Linked DNA regions of Homo sapiens: region 1 is linked to region 2. Evidence: read pairs that join two places in POLR2A ChIA-PET (ENCODE). Cell type or tissue: A673. All regions are shown on one strand. Links, peaks and the distances in the headings refer to the core of each region. The heading gives the core; the rest is flanking DNA.

What was found. ChIA-PET counts read pairs that join two places held together with the same protein. Peaks named below come from ENCODE experiments on the same cell type or tissue, not always from the same donor. Only the 100,000 strongest peaks of a DNase experiment are listed, where the experiment ranks them.
Region 1: POLR2A ChIA-PET joins it to region 2 with 5 read pairs; 3 of 35 experiments call an interaction of 5 or more read pairs at or near these places.

The regions. Positions count from the first base shown.
Region 1 is chr20:3,263,158-3,267,537 of GRCh38, forward strand. It overlaps DNAAF9 (dynein axonemal assembly factor 9), which reads right to left. Exons shown (of 37, transcript NM_001009984.3): 31 at 1,281-1,367. Among named protein-coding and RNA genes, the nearest start is that of SLC4A11, 26 kb to the left of the region's middle. In A673, for the core only: no CTCF peak of the experiment used is centred there; no DNase peak of the experiment used is centred there.
Region 2 is chr20:3,162,998-3,167,377 of GRCh38, forward strand. It overlaps LZTS3 (leucine zipper tumor suppressor family member 3), which reads right to left. Exons shown (of 5, transcript NM_001365618.1): 3 at 3,708-4,184; 4 at 2,500-3,363; 5 at 1-2,155. The coding sequence starts at 4,166. The coding sequence ends at 1,457. Among named protein-coding and RNA genes, the nearest start is that of UBOX5, 5.3 kb to the left of the region's middle. In A673, for the core only: no CTCF peak of the experiment used is centred there; a DNase peak (open chromatin) is centred at 2,554.

The DNA of each region.
Region 1 (4,380 bases), core at 181-4,180, 100 kb after region 2:
TAGAGATGGGGTTTCACCACGTTAGCCAGGATGGTCTCGATCTTCTGACCTTGTGATCTGCCCGCCTCGGCATCCCAAAGTGCTGGGATTACAGGCGTGAGCCACCAAGCCTGGCCAGATCATTTTTTGTTACGAAAAAAGTTGGTGGTGTAAGGGGTGGTATGGAGGATGTAGAGAGGTGCTTGGGAAAAGTGAGTAAGAATAACAAAGATAATCCAAATAAACATGAGAGATTAATTCTGGCCAAGCTTTAACAATGTCTTCCCCTAAACCTTCAACAGAGCAGAAACAAATTGTCCATGCTATACAGGAATAAGTGTAGCACGATGCCTAAGAGAAAAAGCTCTGAGCCATTCAACCTGGGTTTGAAATCCAGTTCTTTCATCTACTAAGCTATAAATTGTCAAGTCATTAACTCTTTGCTGCCCCTGGTACCTTATCTGTAAAATGATAAAATAACGGAATCCACTTCACAGGATTGGTGTAAATGAGACAACACAAACAAAGCTCTCACAACAGCACTGTTCAACAGAGCCTTCTGGGGCAATGGAAATGTTCTAGATCTGCACTGTTGGACACGGTAGCTGCCAGCCACAGGAAGCTATGAAGCACTTGAAATGTGGCTGTGTGGCTGAAAGACTGAATTATAAATTTTGATTTTTATTAATTTACATTTCATTAAATAGCCATGTGGCTAGGAGCTGCCATATAGAGAGTGGAGTCTTTGAACAATAGCTAGCACACACAGTAAATGTTCCAGCGTGTTGGTATTAGTATGATTACAGTAACTTTGCAGCACACTCTCTCCTTTGTCCTCTTCTCCTCTGGAGAGGTCCACAGGCTGTGCAGCATCCTACAGAGAACATTCCCTGGGCCATATGAGCAGGGAACCCAGCAGATGGGAACCCTAGAGGACTGACTGACGGTATTGTCAGAAGCGAGTCTCACCTGGGAAAGTTATAGCTCCTTGGTTCTGTGCCAGGCACTTTGCCCTCAGTAGGGGCTGGAGGAACACAGGGCACAGCGGTGCTTGCTGCCTACAGGATGATTCCCTAAATTGAAACATCTAAGAAGGCTCGCAGTTTGGAGCCCAAGAGGTGGAGCACTGGGCTCCTGGCAAGGCCAGCAGCTGCCGGACAGGCAGGCCGTGCCAGCTGCCATGTGTCACCCTTGCAAAGCACATCTGGTATTTTCACCTTCTCTCTTTTTTTTTTTCTGTAAATAAATAAATCATTGGGTTTACAAAAAAATCTTAGTTATTTTTCAATGATGATACTTGCCAGCCAGGATACATTAAATATCGAGATCGTAGCATCTCAGGACTTGAAAAACTGTTTTCTGAGAGAATCAGCTCAATGTCTTCATTCCTTTGAAAACACACAGAAAAGACCTAGATTAATTAGGACTGTCAATCTCTTTTTTTTTTTTCTTGAGACGGAGTCTCGCTCTGTCGCCAGGCTGGAGTGCAGTGGTGCAATCTTGGCTCATTGCAACCTCCGCTTCCCGGGTTCAAGTGATTCTCCTGCCTCAGCCTCCTGAGTAGCGGGGACTACAGGCATGTGCCATCATACCCAGGTAATTTTTGTACTTTCAGTAGGGACGGGGTTTCACCATGTTGGCCAGGATCGTCTCAATCTCCTGACCTCATGATCCGCCTGCCTCGGCCTCCCAAAGTGTTGGGATTACAGGCATGAGCCACCGAGCCCGGCCAGGACTGACTTTACCTGCACGTTTTGTTTATTCTTCATGTCCCCTAAATACATACAAGCATTTTTGTTTTTTTCTGCCAAACCAAATGAAAATTAGCTGTACTCATCATGATATTTTACCCCTAAATACTTCAGTATGCATCTCCCAAGAACAAGGACATTCTCTTACAGAACTACGATATCATGATCACATCCAAGGAATTTACTGGCTCCCAGCAATCACCTGGGAGCTTGTTAGAAATGCAGAACCTCAGCCCCCAGCCCAGATGTACTGAACCAGAAACTAATTTTCAACAAGATCTCCACTAGAGATGCATATGCACCACAAAGCTGGAGAAGCATGAACATACATCCACTTTCAAATTTCCCCTTTTTGGTGGGGGAGGGTCCACGATCCAATCAAGAATCATTCATTAGGCCGGGCGCGATGGCTCATGTCTGTAATCCCAGCACTTTGGGAGGCCGAGGCAGGCGGATCACCTGGGGTCAGGAGTTCAAGACCAGCCTGGCCAACATGGCGAAACCCCATCTCTACTAAAAAAATACAAAAATTAGCTGGGCGTGGTGGCACGCGCCTGTAGTCCCAGCTACTTAGGAGGCCGAGGCAGGAGAATCACTTGAACCCAGGAGGTGGAGAGGTGGAGGTTGCAGTGAGACGAGATCACGCCACTGCACTCCAGCCTGGGTGACAGAGTGAGACTCTGTCTCAGAAAAAAAAAAAAAAAAAAAAAGACTATGTTCAAAAGTTACTTGAATTAAATACTTTTTTTGGTGTGGTTGTTATTACTTTGATATACAGATACATTCCTTTTTTTTTTTTTTAATTTTGAGACAGAGTTTCGCTCTTGTTGCCCAGGCTGGAGTGAAATGGCGTGATCTCGTCTCACTGCAACCTCCGCCTCCTGAGTTCAAGCGATTCTCCTGCCTCAGCCTCCCAAGTAGCTGGGACTACAGGCACCCACCACCACGCCCTGCTAATTTTTGTATTTTTTAAATAGAGACAGGGTTTCGCCATGTTGGCCAGGCTGATCTTGAACTCCTGACCCCAGGTGATCCGCCTGCCTCAGCCTCCTAAAGCGTTGGGATTACAGGCGTGAGTCACTGCACCCGGCCTAAATTTATCATCTTTATTCTCCTTTAACCTGGAACAGTTCCTCTATCTTTTGGTTGGTTTGATTCTCATGGTGTTGATATTTGAGAGTACATGTCAGAGCTTTTGTGTCCCACACTTGGATTTGTCTGTTTCTAATTCTCATAATTAGATTCAGGTTATGCATATTTTGAGATTAATACCCAGGTGGTGTTGCATCCTTCCCACTGCATCACATCAAGGAGGTACAGGGTATCAGTTTGTCCCATTACTGGTCTCACTGAGTTTAATCGTTTGTTCAACATAGGTATACCAGACCTTTCCATTGTAAGGTATTTTTCCCTCTTTGTAAGGAGTCAGTAGTCTATGGAGTGGTACTTTACACAGTACAGGACTAGTAATATTTTTTTTCTTCAACAGTCTTTCACCTAGTGCTTTTAGCATTCATTGATCGTTCCCTAAATCAAATACTGTATTAGACTGAAGGTTACAAAATGATTATTTTCTAGTTCTTTTGTTTTTGTTTTTTTGAGATGGTTGAGATGGAGTCTTGCTCTGTTGCCCAGGCTGGAGTGCAGTGGCGCGGTCTCGGCCCACTGCAAGCTCCGCCTCCCAGGTTTACGCCATTCTCCTGCCTCAGCCTCCTGAGTAGCTGGGACTACAGGTGCCCGCCACCATGCCCGGCTTATTTTTTGTATTTTTAGTAGAGATGGGGTTTCACCGTGTTGGCCAGGATGGTCTCGATCTCCTGACCTTGTGATCTGCCCGCCTCAGCCTCCCAAAGTGCTGGGATTACTGGCCTGAGCCACCATGCTCGGCTGATTATTTTCTAGTTCTATCAAACCTTATTTACTTGGTATTCTTCTATAAAGGGCTTTGCTATCCTGCCCCCTTCCACCTTTTTTTTTTTTTTGAGATGGAGTTTCGCTCTTGTTGCCTAGGCTAGAGTGCAATGGCGCAATCTCGGCTCACTGCAAGCTCCGCCTCCTGGGTTCAAGCCATTCTCCTGCCTCAGCCTCCTGAGTAACTGGAATCACAGGCATGCACTACCATGCCCGGCTAATTTTATATTTTTAATAGAGATGGGGTTTTGCCATATTGGTCAGGCTGATTTCGAACTCCCGACCTCAGGTGATCTGCCTGCCTCGGCCTCCCAAAGTGCTGGGATTACAGGTGTGAGCCACCGTGCCTGGCCCCACCTTTGTTTTTGAGGATCACTGTGGACACACATTTTATTCCATGTGTTATAATTCATAGTTCCAGTATTATCATGGTTCTTTCTTATCCCCAAATTGTCCCAAATTAGACTAGCAGGAACTTCTTAAGCTACTTCCCATATCCTTTTGACACATCTCCACTAATCTTTGAGTACTTCCTTGCTTTATTGGCATAAAATGGACCAGGCTCACCTTGTACTTTCCTTGACCTAGGCATGCAGTCAGCTAATTCTCCAAGGAGTCCTGGTACCTTGTAGTGGGGACTGGTACTTAGAAACCAAGATACAGAGGTAAGGGTATTTGCTGCAACTGTGGTATTACTATTCTGGTCCCTTTCAAAGGAAAATGGTAGGAAATATACATT
Region 2 (4,380 bases), core at 64-4,063:
GTCACCAGTCATGGGAGGAGGCTGGTCAGGGGCTAGGGGACTTGCTCACAGTAGTTGCCAGCTCTCTCCACCTTGCCCCCCAAAACTCAGTCTTGGGGGTGGGAGGAAGAGAGTGAAAAAGAGAGAGATATAAGGGCTGAGGGCCAAGCCTCCTCCAATTTTTATTGCTGGTGAATTAGAAATTTGCTTTTCCCTTCCTGTCTTGGGGAGATAGACTCTGAGAGGGCCCCAAGAGAAGCAGCTGACATTGGCTGACCTAACCCCTCATGCCAGGCCTACCCTGGGCAGGTGCTGAGCCACCTCAGGGCGCCAGGAACCTCTCAGGTCAGCCTTGTTCTTCAAGGGCAATCACATCCAACTCTCCCCCCGCCCCCAAAACAAGGGCCTCCGGCTCAGACTTGGGCCAGTGGAGCTGGGAAGTGGGCAGTGCACCAAAGGTCAAGCGGAATTTTCTATTGGAAGAAAAGGTGAGACTTTGGGGAAGAGACTGCCTAGGAAGATGATGTGCTGAGCATGAAAGCAGAAAGAGGCTGGGGGAATAGAGTGCGGGAAGACATCGCAGACACTCGTCTGACCTCAGAAACTGGGCGAGGAGAGTGCCTGAGAGGCAGGTAGCACTTAATAGCTGTGTTAGAGCCGGACAGTGGTCCTGGGTGTGGGGTCAGCCAAGCAGATGGGGCTGTTGCCCTGCGGGATCCTGGCCAGAAGGGTGAGGGTAGAGCCGAGAAGCCGTCAGGCAACGCTTCCCAAGAACAGGAGGACAGATCTTCCCTGGGTGCTGGACTTCCAGCCCCAGTCCTCCCCTCCCGCAACACACACACAGGGACACACACTCACAACCAGGCCAGGCTCTGAGGCCTGAGTCCAAGAGATCTTGTTGGGGGAGGGGCTGGGCAGGTAGCCCTCTCAGCCAAAGGCAGGCCATCTGCTCCCACTTGTCCTGCCAATCTGCCCAGGGAGGGAGAGCACTGTAGGAGGGAGAGAGGTCTGGAGCCCAGGCTCTGTCAGTTTCAGCAAACCTGGTGCAGGCCCCCTCAGGCTCCATGGCCTAGGAGGTGAGCACAGAGAGCATCACTAGACACAGGGTGGCCAACAGTAGCAGCCCAGGCCTCCAGAAGGACTGGGGCACCTTATGGCACTGCACGTCTGCTGCCTCCATCTCCAACAAGGGGGTGCCGAGAAAGGGAGCATGACTCCCCCACCACCTAGGATTGCCCCCACTCACCCTGCCCTCCTCCTATTCCCTCCTTTTAGGGGGGTCCAAGTGGGCTGCCACGGGGGCAGTGCTGGAGCTAGGAGGGCAGGTGGGGAGGGAGGAACCTGGTCACAGCTGCTTAGAGAACCTCTTTGGTCTGGGGTTATGGGGTCTATGGGGAAGAGAGATGGAGGGGAGGGGACACTGGGGACTCTGGCCTTTTGACAGGACATGTGTCAAAATGCCGAGTGCCCAGGTCGATCAGATTTCTGTGGACTCAATGCGCTCGAGGCGGGAGGGGGTCCAGGCCTTCTTCTCCTCGCCATGCTGGGGAGTGGGCGTGCTTGCACCCCCTGCGGCCCCGCGCTCCCGCAGCCTGCGCTCCAGCTGCTGGTTGCGCTGGTACATCTCCACGTAGCTCAGCTGCAGCTGCTTCTGGTACTCGATCACCTTCTCCTTCTCCTCCAGCCACACGCGGCGCTCCTCGGCGAAGCTGGCACCCTGGCGCTCCCGGGCCCGCCGCTCAGCCGCCAGCTCGGCCTGCAGCCGCCCCACCTCCCGCCGCAGGGCCCGCGTCCCGCTCTCCCCGCCAGCCTCCGCCTCCCCGTCCACGGAAACCAAGGAGGCGGCAGCGGCCACCCCGGCCTGACGGCGCATCTTAGCCTCGTCGCTCTCGCAGGTGGCCAGAGCATCCTGTGGCTCGGCCGGGTCCACGGGGGTCAGCGCCGGCTTGAGGCAGGCGGCAGGCAGCTCGCCTTCGCCCAGCTCCAGGCTGGCCTGCTTGCTGCTGAAGGAGTCCCGCAGGCTGAGCAGCTGCTCCTCCTTCTCCCGCAGCGAAGCCCGGCCCTCCCGCAGCTGCGAGCGCAGTCCCACGATCTCACTCAACTTCTGCGACACATCCGCCTGCGAGTCCTTCAGCTGCTGCTTCAGGAGGGAGATCTCGCCAGCCTTCTGGCACACCTGGGCAGGAACAGGTGAGAGGAGAAGCCAGGTAAAGGCAGAGCTCTGCTCACCCCAACCCAGCTACCAGATCTGGAGCCAGGGGCACCAAGCTTCCCGGGGCTGCAGGCTCAGCCCCTCATCAGCAGCGACGCACCCGATTCCCTGCCTGGACTCAAGATGGACATGTCTCACCCAGCGGATGGCCTCGGGTCCTCACAGACACTCCCAATTGATTTTTGTCCCCCCTGCTCCTTTCATCCCCCCCCCCATCCCACCGTTATGATAGTGAGGGGCAACTGCTCTGGGGTTTCCCAGAGGGACAGAAGGGAGGCAGAGGGGAGGCCCAGATCCCCAGCCCGCACCTCCCACTTAGTTTCCTCTATCCGGGGCAGGAAGTCGGCCTGCTCCTTCTGGCAGGCGGCCACCTTGTCCTCCAGCTCTTCCCGCTGCCGCATCAGCCGGGCCGCCTCCTCCTGCAGCTGCTTCTTGTCCTGCTGCAGCCGCAACACCTGCAGCTGTAGGCCCTGCTGGGCGCGCTGGGCACGTCGGGCCACCTGCTGTAGCTTCCCGCTGCAGCCCTGCCGCAGCTCGGCCAGCTCCCGCTCCCACGCCTTCTGCCGCTCCTCCAGTACCTGGGCCACAGCCGCCTCGCTCTGCTCCAGGCTGCGCCGCAGAGCTGCCACCTCCTGCTCCTTCTCCCACAGCCGCTCCTCCAGCTCCTGGATGAGTGCACTGGGGGAGGGCGGTGAGCAGGCCGCGAAAGGCAGGCCTCCACCTCCGCCCTCCCCAGAGCCCAGGTGGCCTGGCCGCCCCATAGATGACGACGACCCACTCTTGCTGGAGGCCCGTCCACTATCGGAGGTCCCCAGGTCCTGGTAGCCCGACCCCCCACCGCTGCTGCCGCCACTACCACTACCATAGCTGGCAGTGCCAATGCGGTTAATGTGGCTGGTGGAGGCACTGAGGGGTGCCAGGTGCTGGCTGTAGCTGGAGCTGTAGGTGGGCAGGCTTGTGAGGGAGTTCCGGCCTGAGTCTGAGAGGCCACTCCCACTCCCACCCGCTGGAGTCATGGTCCGAGACTTGTCCAGTCCGCCTTTGAGGCCACCAGGGCCCTGCCGTCCCTCAGGAGTCCCATTGGTCTGCGGGGGGCACAAATTCTGCATGGAGTGGAAATTCTTGGGTACGACAGGCTTGAAGGCCGACGGCCGAACTAGTGGTTCTGAGCACTGCAGGAAACGCAGGAGGGGGCTGGGGGTCAGGATGAGGCCTTGGGCTTGGCCCAGGCTCTTCCCTCTGGCCAAGACTTGTCCAGCCCCACCTCCCACCCCTACTGGATTTCCACCCTGAGGTTCCCCATCCGGGGTTCTACCTCATGGCTCCCTGATACCAGATCTCTGTCCTTGATCTACCCGCTAGACTTGGCCCCAGGTCCCCAGTCCATGACTCCCCAGCCCAGCCTCCATCCTGCCCCCACAACCCAACCTCCAAGAAGGCCCACTTTGCCTTCCTCTCTGGGTTGCCTCCCACCCCCAGAAAAAGGCTGTGAGGGTCTCAGGCCCTGCGGACTGACCTGGTCTAGCTTGCCAGAGGTGGCCAGGAGCTTGGGTGGGTGGCTGGGCTCACGATACTGCGGTGGGGCTTTGTCACTGCCACCACTGCTGCTGCTGCCTCCGCTGCTGCCAACCACGTTGCCACAGACATCGGTGTGGTCACTGCCCCGCAGCTCACCATTGAGGTAGAGGGAGTTGGCGAGACCCTTGTCCTCTGAGGGGTAGCGGCCCGGCCTCTCCCTGCTGGCCCCACTGCCACTGCCTCGGGGGCCAGGGAAACTGCCCTGGCTGCCCCCACCCCCTGTGCGGGTACCCACGCTCTTCATGGCAAACTCCTGGGCATGGGCCACCCCACTGCCCACGCTGCCCATGGCCAGGCGGGGGTCCGGGGGTCCAAGCTCGGAGGGCCGTGGGGCAAAGGCCAGGAGAGGATCCCGCCCTGGGTCAGCGCGCACAGGCAGCGTCTCCAGCTTCGCCATGACTAAGCCAGGGGGGCACTGTGGGCACAGGTGGGAAGGCAGAGATAGGTAAGACCCTACTCCTATTCCCACCACCCCAGCCAAGTCAACCCGGCACCGCTCTGCCCCTCAGTGTCCCCTTCCCTACAATGGGTACAAAAAGTTCCCAGGCATCCAAGGTGAAGGAATAAGGCTGGGATAAAAGAGAGAACTTGGGAATGGGGGCTGCCTGTTG